Linked DNA regions of Homo sapiens: region 2 is linked to region 1. A link is a contact called in ENCODE Hi-C or POLR2A ChIA-PET data. All regions are on one chromosome and are shown on one strand. The core of a region is the stretch at or near the end of the contact, and the rest is flanking DNA. Distances in the headings are between cores, read along the strand shown.

The links. A loop is a pair of places that touch in the nucleus more often than their neighbours do. ChIA-PET counts read pairs that join two places held with the same protein, here RNA polymerase II (POLR2A).
Region 2: a loop to region 1 is called in a map of A673, with 3 times the contacts of the local background. The contact joins the promoter of LINC02678 here to the enhancer-like site in region 1. A Hi-C loop is called at or near these places in 1 of 168 maps with a recorded cell type or tissue (A673). POLR2A ChIA-PET finds 5 or more read pairs at or near these places in 1 of 52 experiments (MCF 10A).

Annotation. Positions count from the first base shown.
Region 1 is chr10:5,039,524-5,043,721 of GRCh38, reverse strand. The region is part of intron 3 of LOC107984198 (a long non-coding RNA gene); the gene reads right to left. Among named protein-coding and RNA genes, the nearest start is that of AKR1C2, 38 kb to the right of the region's middle. Within about 2 kb of position 1,871, at least 4 of the 41 ENCODE cell types and tissues checked have a DNase peak (open chromatin) inside an H3K27ac peak, as active enhancers do; they include A673, where a contact is called at or near this core.
Region 2 is chr10:5,608,024-5,612,498 of GRCh38, reverse strand. LINC02678 (long intergenic non-protein coding RNA 2678) reads left to right here and starts at 1,834. Exons shown (of 3, transcript XR_001747275.2): 1 at 1,834-2,391; 2 at 2,702-2,812; 3 at 3,768-4,475.

The sequences.
Region 1 (4,198 bases), core at 622-3,121:
TGACACCTGACCTGTTTGTTCCACGCATATACACAGAAAGAAATTCATGGGCATGATTGACCTGGGTGCTGATGTTTCCATTATTGCTTTACACCAATGGCCTCGTCACTGGCCCAAAGAAGTCACATTCACCGGGTTGGTGGGAGTTGGTCAGGCCACTGAGGTTTATGAAAGTTCCACTATTTTACATTGTACTGGCCCAGAGGGACAGACTGGTACTGTTCACCCTCTACACCTATTCCAGTTAATCTCTGGGGAAGAGATCTTTTACAGCAATGGGGTGCACAAATTTCATTTCCACATGCTGCCAACAGTGAGCAAAGTAAAAACATTATGACAAAAATGAGATATGTTCAAGACACTGGTCTGGGAAAATTGGCTCAAGGTATTACTGCGCCTATTCAACCTTTCTATAAATTTGACTCCAAAGGGCTTGGTTATTCTTTTTAGAAGCAGTCACTGTCAAGCCTCCAGATGCCATCCCTTTGACTTGAAAACTCAGCCAGTTTGGGTGGATCAGTGGCCGCTCCCAAAAAATAAGCTGGAGGCGCTCCATAATTTAGTCCTGGAACAGTTAGAATTGGGACACATTGAGGAATCTTTCTCTCCATGGAATTCACTTGTCTTTGTTATCCAAAAGAAATCTGGAAAACAGAGAATGCTCACTCATCTTAGGGCAGTTAATGCTGTACTTCAACCTCTGGGGACATTACAATCTGGCTTACCCTCCCGCTCTATGCTCGCTGAGTATTGGCCTCTAATCCTCATAGATCTTAAAGATTGCTTTTTTAACATTCCACTGGCCTCTCAGGACTTTGAAAAGTTTGCTTTTATGGTCCCTTCCCTCAACAATGTCGCTCAGGCTACATGCTACTATTGGAAAGTCCTACCACAAGGCATGCTTAATAGTCCCACTATTTGTCAGTATTTTGTGGGGCGTGTGCTTCAACCTGTCAGGGATCAGTTTCCCCGATGTTACATCGTTTACTACATGGATGATCTCCTCTGCACAGCCCCCCCATACACCATTTTGATTTCCTGCTTTTCTGTGATTCAACAGGCCATTTCAGAAGCAGGTTTGACTATTGCACCAGAAAAAATTCAAACTACCTCTCATTTTCAATATTTGGGCATGCAGTTGGAAGACAAGCTGATTACACCACAAAAAGTTCAGCTTAGGAGAGACGCCTTAAAAACTTTAAATGACTTTCAAAAGTTACTTGGGGATATTAATTGGATTTGCCCTTCTTTGGGCATCCCTACATATGCTATGTCAAACCTTTTTGCCACATTATGTGGGGATCCAGATTTACACAGGAAAAGGTTTCTTACAGAAACCTCAGACTCAGAGAGGCTGAGTCTGAGTTATGATTGATTGAACAAACAGTTCAATGGTCTCAGGTCACTAGATTCAATCCCAAATTACCTTTTACTATTTTAATTTTTCCCACTGAACACTCTCCAACAGGGATCATCACTCAGGAACATGATATAATTGAATGGTGTTTTCTTCCCCATAGCTCTCTAAGGACACTTACTATTTACCTTGACTAAATTTCTACCCTCATTAGGCAAGCCTGTTCCCATCTTTTATGACTTTTGGGACAGGAATCTCAAAAAATTATTCTTCCCTTAAACCGTCAACAACTCTGACAAGCATTTACAAATTGTGTTATTTGGCAGGTAAATTTGGCCCATTTCCCTGGTATAATTGACAATCATTACCCTAATGTAAAATTGTTCCAGTTCCTGAAACTCACTTCCTGGATTTTACCTAATATTACCAGAAGTATTCCATTAACTGGAGCCGTTACTATATTTACTGATGCTTCCTCTAATGGCCGTGCTGTATACACAGGACCATGGGAACGCGTTCTTAACACAGGACCTATTTCTGTACAGCGAGCTGAACTTAGCACTGTTATGACTGTCCTTGAGGATTTTCCTGAGTCTGTCAACATTGTTTCTGATTCTGCATACCTCGTGCATGTTGCCCACAACATAGAAACGGTGTTAAATTTTTGCCTGAGGAAAGTTTACTTTCACTTTTTCAAAAGTCTTAGACAGTTCTCAGAGCACACTGTGCCCCCTTTTACATTACTCATATTTGAGCCCATACATCACTTCCAGGACCTCTTTCAGCTGTAAATGCCAGAGCTGATGCTTTAGCCACATCCATTTTTATGGACATGCGAAATTGTCGTGCCCTAACTCATGTCAATGCTGCAGGACTCAGAAGCAAGTTCCCTCCCACATGGAAACAGGCAAAAACCATAGTACGGCACTGTCCCTCTGGCCAAGAGTTAATTTTACAACCACTTCCTTCGGCAGTTAATCCTACAACCACTTCCTTCCAGAGTTAATCCTACACCACTTCCTTCCGGAGTTAATCCTACAACCAATTCCTTCCGGAGTTAATCCTACAACCACTTCCTTCCAGAGTTAATCCTAGAGGCTTTTCCCCCAACACACTCTGGCAAATGGACGTGACCCACTTTCCAGCTTTTGGGAGACTTTCTTTCATACATGTAACACTTGACACCTTTTCCCATTTCATCTGGGTTACATGCCAAACAGGAGAAAGTACTGCTCGTGTTAAATGACATATGCCTTCTTGTTTCTCAGTTATGGGCTGCCCTGCTAAGCTTAAAACTGATAACGGTCCCAGCTATACCAGCATTGCCTTTAAAAAGTTCACTCAAGCATGGGGCATTACTCACACTACTGGAATTCCCTATAATTCTCAAGGACAGCCTCTGGTGGAATGAGCTAATAAACCTCTCAAGGACCAGCTTCGCAAACAAGGTAACAAAAAGAAAGGGGATGTCAGTACTCCCCATGCTCAGATAAATTTAGCTCTGTTCACATTAAAATTTTTAAATTTGGCCAAGAACCAACCTTTCATGGCAGCAGAACAACACTTTGCTGGTAATAAATTTGACCCACAAAAAGGCAAGCAAGTATGGTGGAAGGACACAAAAACTAATAAATGGGAATTACGCACTGTAATAACATGGAGTAGGGGTTTTGCTTGTGTCTCCCCAGGAAAGGACCAACAACCTGTTTGGGTTCTCTCCCATCAGCTGAATTTGTACCATGACTCCAGCCCTGAAGAACCATCAGAAACAAAAGGAGAAGAGCCGCCAGAAATCAAAACGCAAGGCTCGTCACCTGACTAATACAATTTATATCTCAAGTTTGCCTCACAGCCTCGCCCTATAACTCCCAATGCTAAAATTCCACCCTGCTGATGTGGGGGGGTCAGATAAAAGTAATGTCCGAAGAGGTTGAGAGACACCTACAGGACAAAGGGATTCCAAAAACTATGGGTAATGTTATCTTGGCTGCCTTTATGGTAGTTACTGCAGTGGTAAGTATACCCGGGGCTGCAGCAACTCAAAATTACACCTACTGGCATATGTCCCGTTTCCATTCTTATTCGATCTGTTTCATGGATGGATTCCTCAGTGGAAGTTTATACTAATGACAGTGCATTCATGCCAGTCCCTAATGATGACAGATTTCCGGCTTAAACAGATGAAGAAGGAATGCCTTTTAATGTGTCCATTGGATATAAATTTCCACCATTGTGTGTAGGATTTGCACCTGGTTGTTTGGCATTCTCTAATCAAAATTGGATGTGGACTGTACCGGCCTCCAGCAATGATTCTTATCAGGTGCATAATGTCTTCTGTAGTAATTCTTTTCAGGTTCTGACCGTTAACATAAATTCATTTGAAGAACAGAGAATTCCTGTCACAGTAAAGCATAATAAAACACAAGGATTGCCAGACTGTTTAAAAGACCTTATAAAGGGACCTAATAATTCAAAACATTCTATGGAGTGATTGCAATGCCCCAAAAGTAGTGGTGCTAAGGAGTCCGATCACAAGTGTTGTCATTGACTGGGCCCCAAAAGGATATTATTGGCGAGATTGCTCTGGCCAAAATACCCAATGTCCTGAGTTTAACTATTTAATAGATTATGAAGAGAAAGGCTGGCAGTCCTACAAAAAGAGGGAATGGGTGTCTCCTTACCCATTCAAATGGTTGGACAAGGTCATCGTTCCTCCTAGACCAAAAATGATTCATCCTATAGTTACCCCGGAACATCCTGAATTGTGGAGGTTGTCTGCAGCCATATCCGGAATCAGATTATGGAATGTTGCTTATCAAAAAATTCTTACAAATACCAAAA
Region 2 (4,475 bases), core at 585-3,084, 570 kb before region 1:
GTCCAGTGAATGATGAATAAGGGGCAGGAAAACATAGTGGGGGAGGAGGGAAGGGGACAGAAAGGTTGCCTGCAGGGAGCCTGCAGGGTGGGGAAGTGGAGATGGGAAGGGCACAGGAAATCTTGCTGGTGAGGCTGGAGGACACTTGTCTCTCAGCCTTCTGATGCCATCTGCAAACCTCACAGGTCCCCTTCTGCAGCCTTTCCTGGAGGTTTGCTTAAGAAGGTCGAGAGAGGGAATTAGCCAGAGACAACACGTTTCTCTTCGCAGTGGTTGGAAGTCAGTAGAAGCTGGATGGGGAAGGGCTGGAATGGGAACCCGACTTCAGGTACGTGCGTTCCTCATTCATGCTGAGCCCTGGGCTCTGGACGGCACCACACAGGCCTGCATGCTGGCGAGGCTGGTGCAGAGAGGTGAGTCATCCATTCTTCATGGCACAGCTGTCGCCTTCCTGAAACTCACATTAGACACGCGCTCATAGAATCAAATGTACCACATGCAGCCATTACAGACGGGCACACCAACCCCAGACTGCTGTTGCCAGGTATGTGCGTGGTTCCTCTCACTCGCTGGTCCTGCAGAGCCTGGGGATGTCTGCAAGGATGAAATGAGGTACAGATAAGGTTCACTGAGGCCACTTTTCTCTATTTTTGTGCTAAAGTGACCAAGAATAAAAACTCTGGTCACCTGGTAGCCCCTGCACTAGAGGCCAAGTGTGGTGGCTCACACCTGTAATCCCAGTACTTTGGGAGGCTGAGGTGGGCGGATCACGAGGTCAAGAGATTGAGACCATCCTGGCCAACATAGTGAAACCCCATCTCTACTAAAAATACAAAAATTAGCTGGACGTGGTGGTGCACACCTGTCATCCCAGCTACTCGGGAGGCTGAGGCAGAAGAATTGCTTGAACCTGGGAGGCAGAGGTTGCAGTGAGCCAAGATCGCGCCACTGCACTCCAGCCTCATGACAGAGAGAGGCTCCCTCTCAAAAAAAGAAAAAAAAAAAAGTAAGTCTACATATATTCCAATCAATGGATGCCTGCGAGACCGTGAACCAAACCTAAGCACCTAGAGGCTCCAGTGCATCTGTTTGGCCGGCACATTGGTTGTATCCACTTAGAGAATAACCACTCGCTTAGGAAGCATCCAGCCAGCCCTCCCTGCTGTGTGCCAGGCCTGGGCTGGGTGCTGGGGTGCAGAAAGAGGCAAGGCAGGTGGTGCCTCCCCAGGACCCCGGCTTCTCTCCATGTCCCATCGGGGGGTCTCCTGAATCTGAGCATTTCCCCAAAGCGAGTGCATTTTAAGTTCTTTTACAAATAATATTTCCAAGGACTGAAACCAAAAGGCCCCAGTGGAAAGAAGGGGTTTATATTACCACTCTCCCAGCCCTGCTGCCTAACCTAGAAGCATCAGAGGCAGATGGCTTCTTGGAGGTCACCCAGTGCAGGGTTTCTTTAGGTCAAAAGAGAGTGTGGTGACAGTGTTGTGATGTGTAATGCATTCAGGAGGTGTAACTCAGGCTCTACCTGCAAACCCAGGGTACAGTCTGCTGCTGAGAGGCTGTCAGAGTGGTGAGTAGCCACTCATACCACCTGTCATCAGAGAATGAGGAGCGAGCAGGGGAGGGGCAGGCCGTGTGGCCTCCGGAGATGGCAGCAGACGGAGATCCGGGCAGAGGCAAGTTGGACTTTGTCCCTGGCTATGCCACGGACTCTGATTCACCATTTAGAGAGGACTCACTGGTTTTCTCTTCCTGGGCCGTGCGTGCGTGCGTGCTTGCTTGCTTGATTTCTTTCTTTCTTTCTCTTTCTTTCTCTCTCTCTTTCTTTCTTTCTTTCTTTCTTTTTCTTTCTTTCTTTCTTTCTTTCTTTCTTTCTTTCTTTCCTTTCTCCTTCCTTTCTTTTGTTTTCTTTCTTTTCTCTTTCTTTTTCTTTCTCTCTCTCTCCTTCCTTCCTTCTTTCATTCTTTTTCTTTCCTTCTTCTCCTTTATTCCCTTCCCTTCCCTTCCTTCCCTCCTTCTTTCTCTCTTTATTATCCTTTCTTTCTTTTTTTTTTTTTTTTAGAAAGAAGCACCTGCCTTGCCTCCTTCCCTCCTTTGCCTGTCCAAAGGTGAATGATATGAGTCGGGCAGTGTGCATGTCTTCCCAGAAGAAAAAATGAGGCTCAGATGTGACTCGGTGTCCCCGGTGAGTGGGTGCATCATAAATGTCAGACATTGACTGCACCGAAAAGCCTTCTTGGGCTGTCTTCACCGTCTTGTTCTTGGCTTTGGACTCCTGAGCTGCACAATAAGGATGTGCATGGTGCTGCTGACCGTATGCTCCCCCGACAGTTCCAGGAAGGTGCAGAGTGCTGACAGCCACGCCCTGGAGCTTGCGCTTGCCAGTGCTTAGTGAGTAAGGAATTGTGAGACTTGTACAGCTCTGACAGCTTCTTAGGGATCACATAGCTCAGTAGGTGAGCCCAGCAGTTTCTGGGTGGGGGAGGGCGCTGAGTGAGCCAGCAGTGGAGAGGGGCTGGACAAGATCCGCTGATCACAGAAGAGGAGAGGGAGGTTCTGAGTGACCCACAGCACACTCCACACCCTTGGAAGATGGAGAACCCTTCCTAGCCCCCCACTGAGTCCTGGAGGCAGCCAGTAGAATGTTCTGGGTCTGAGACCCAAGTCATTTTTCACCCTGATCCTGCCCTCTCCTTGGTAGCTCTCAGAACTGACTCCTGAGGGAAGGCAAGTGTTTGAATTGACTTTCTCCAAGGTTCTCACTCTTAGGAAGATGCAGGTGGAGTTATCTGTGATTCTCCCTGTAGGTCAGGTGAGTCCTCAAACTGCTTCCCTCATGGTGATAAAGTGGCTGCCAACACCTTCCAGGCCACATGTGTCTTCGTTCATATCTAGGAGGGAGATGGCTTCACATCCCCCAGACATAGAACAAAGCCCCCAAAGAAGAGGACTTGCTGGTTTTCCATTCTTTGCTTTCCTAGTTCCTTAAGTCCTGGAGGTAGTGGGTTAGAGTCAGAATGGACAAGTAATTCGTTGTCCAGATCAGGCCCTTTCCAGAGTGATGGGATGGGTGGTGCATGTGATAATGGTGCTGGGATGGCAGAGGGAGCCGGTCACCTTGGCCCTTGTGGGGGACCCAGGAGAGCTGAGTGGAGGTCCAGCTCTGCCACTGGACTTCTGGGGCTCAGTTTCCTCCTCTGTCAAATGGTGTCATTTGATTGTGATACTTTTTGTCTCTAGTTTCCTAATGAATGCCAGCTGCTTGACAGAATGCATCTCATTTTGAAGGGAAATGTCCACTGCATTTGTTTTAAAATATCTCCTGGAAAAGGGAGACCTTCTTAGCAGAATTTACCATTTAAGGAGCCAAGTGGTATTGCCAGCAGCAGGCACTGGTGACATCTGCCCGCACGGCTGGCCGGGGTTTGAGAGTGAAGCATGGGAATCCTGTCTCCTCTGCCCCTGCTGCCTTGAGCAGAGAAGGAATTTCTCAGGCTCTCGTTCCCAGAAATCATCCCAGTTACGACTCGAATGCAACCTCCCCCTCCCTGCCCACCCTATCGGGCAAAACAAACCTAACAAAACTGCAAATGATCTAAGACCAAAATAGATCTTTCTGAATTTTAACCTTGAGGGCATGGTGGTTCATTGAACCCAGCTGCCAATTCGTCTTCCCAGCATGCGTGGCCTTTCGGTTTCACCCTCTTCTGTGCCCGTGACTGACATGTCCCCTTTGTCCTAATGCTGCCAGCCCTTCCTCCTTGCAGTGTCTCTGGGATGCCTTCCCCTTCCTTGACCTCCATGGGGCCTTCCTCAGCTGATCACTCACTGTTCCTGCCTCCCAGCCGATGGCTCTGATTCTCAATGGCTTCTGCATAGTGAATGCTGTCAGGCAATCTTCCTGGATATCTCCTTCACGACGTTGCTCCTTCTGCCTGAGAATCTGTAACGAGCACGGAAGGTCTCTGGATGTTGTGGGGACATGCTGGGTTGTTCTGATGGGCCTTTTGGGGGCTCCTGTCCGGTGCCCCGGGAATGTCTGTGTGGGAGGACTTGGTGTGGCAATCTGGTTGGAAGGGAGGGGTTACTGTTGTAGAAAGCACACCATCTTTACCTCCTGCGTCGTCATAAAGCCATGAAAAGAGTAAAAGTTTCTAAAGGTGATTTTATTAGAGTGCTTCACAGTCCAGCTACAGAACATCCACATCCAACGACTGTCAACAAGGGCTTTGTCAGCTCCCACAGCTAAAACACACCAAGGAAGTTCAGGCATCTGGGTTGATTTTCTCCAAAGCTCTTGATCCTATGAGGCTGCAGGTCGAGTTATCTGTGATGCTCCCTGTGGGTCAGGTTAATTCTCAGCCTGCTTCCCTCATGGTGATAAAGTGGCTGCCAGCACCTCCTGGACCATGAGCATCCTTGTTCACATGCAGGAGGAGGGAGACATCTGCCCTCACGGCAGGCCGGGGTTTGAG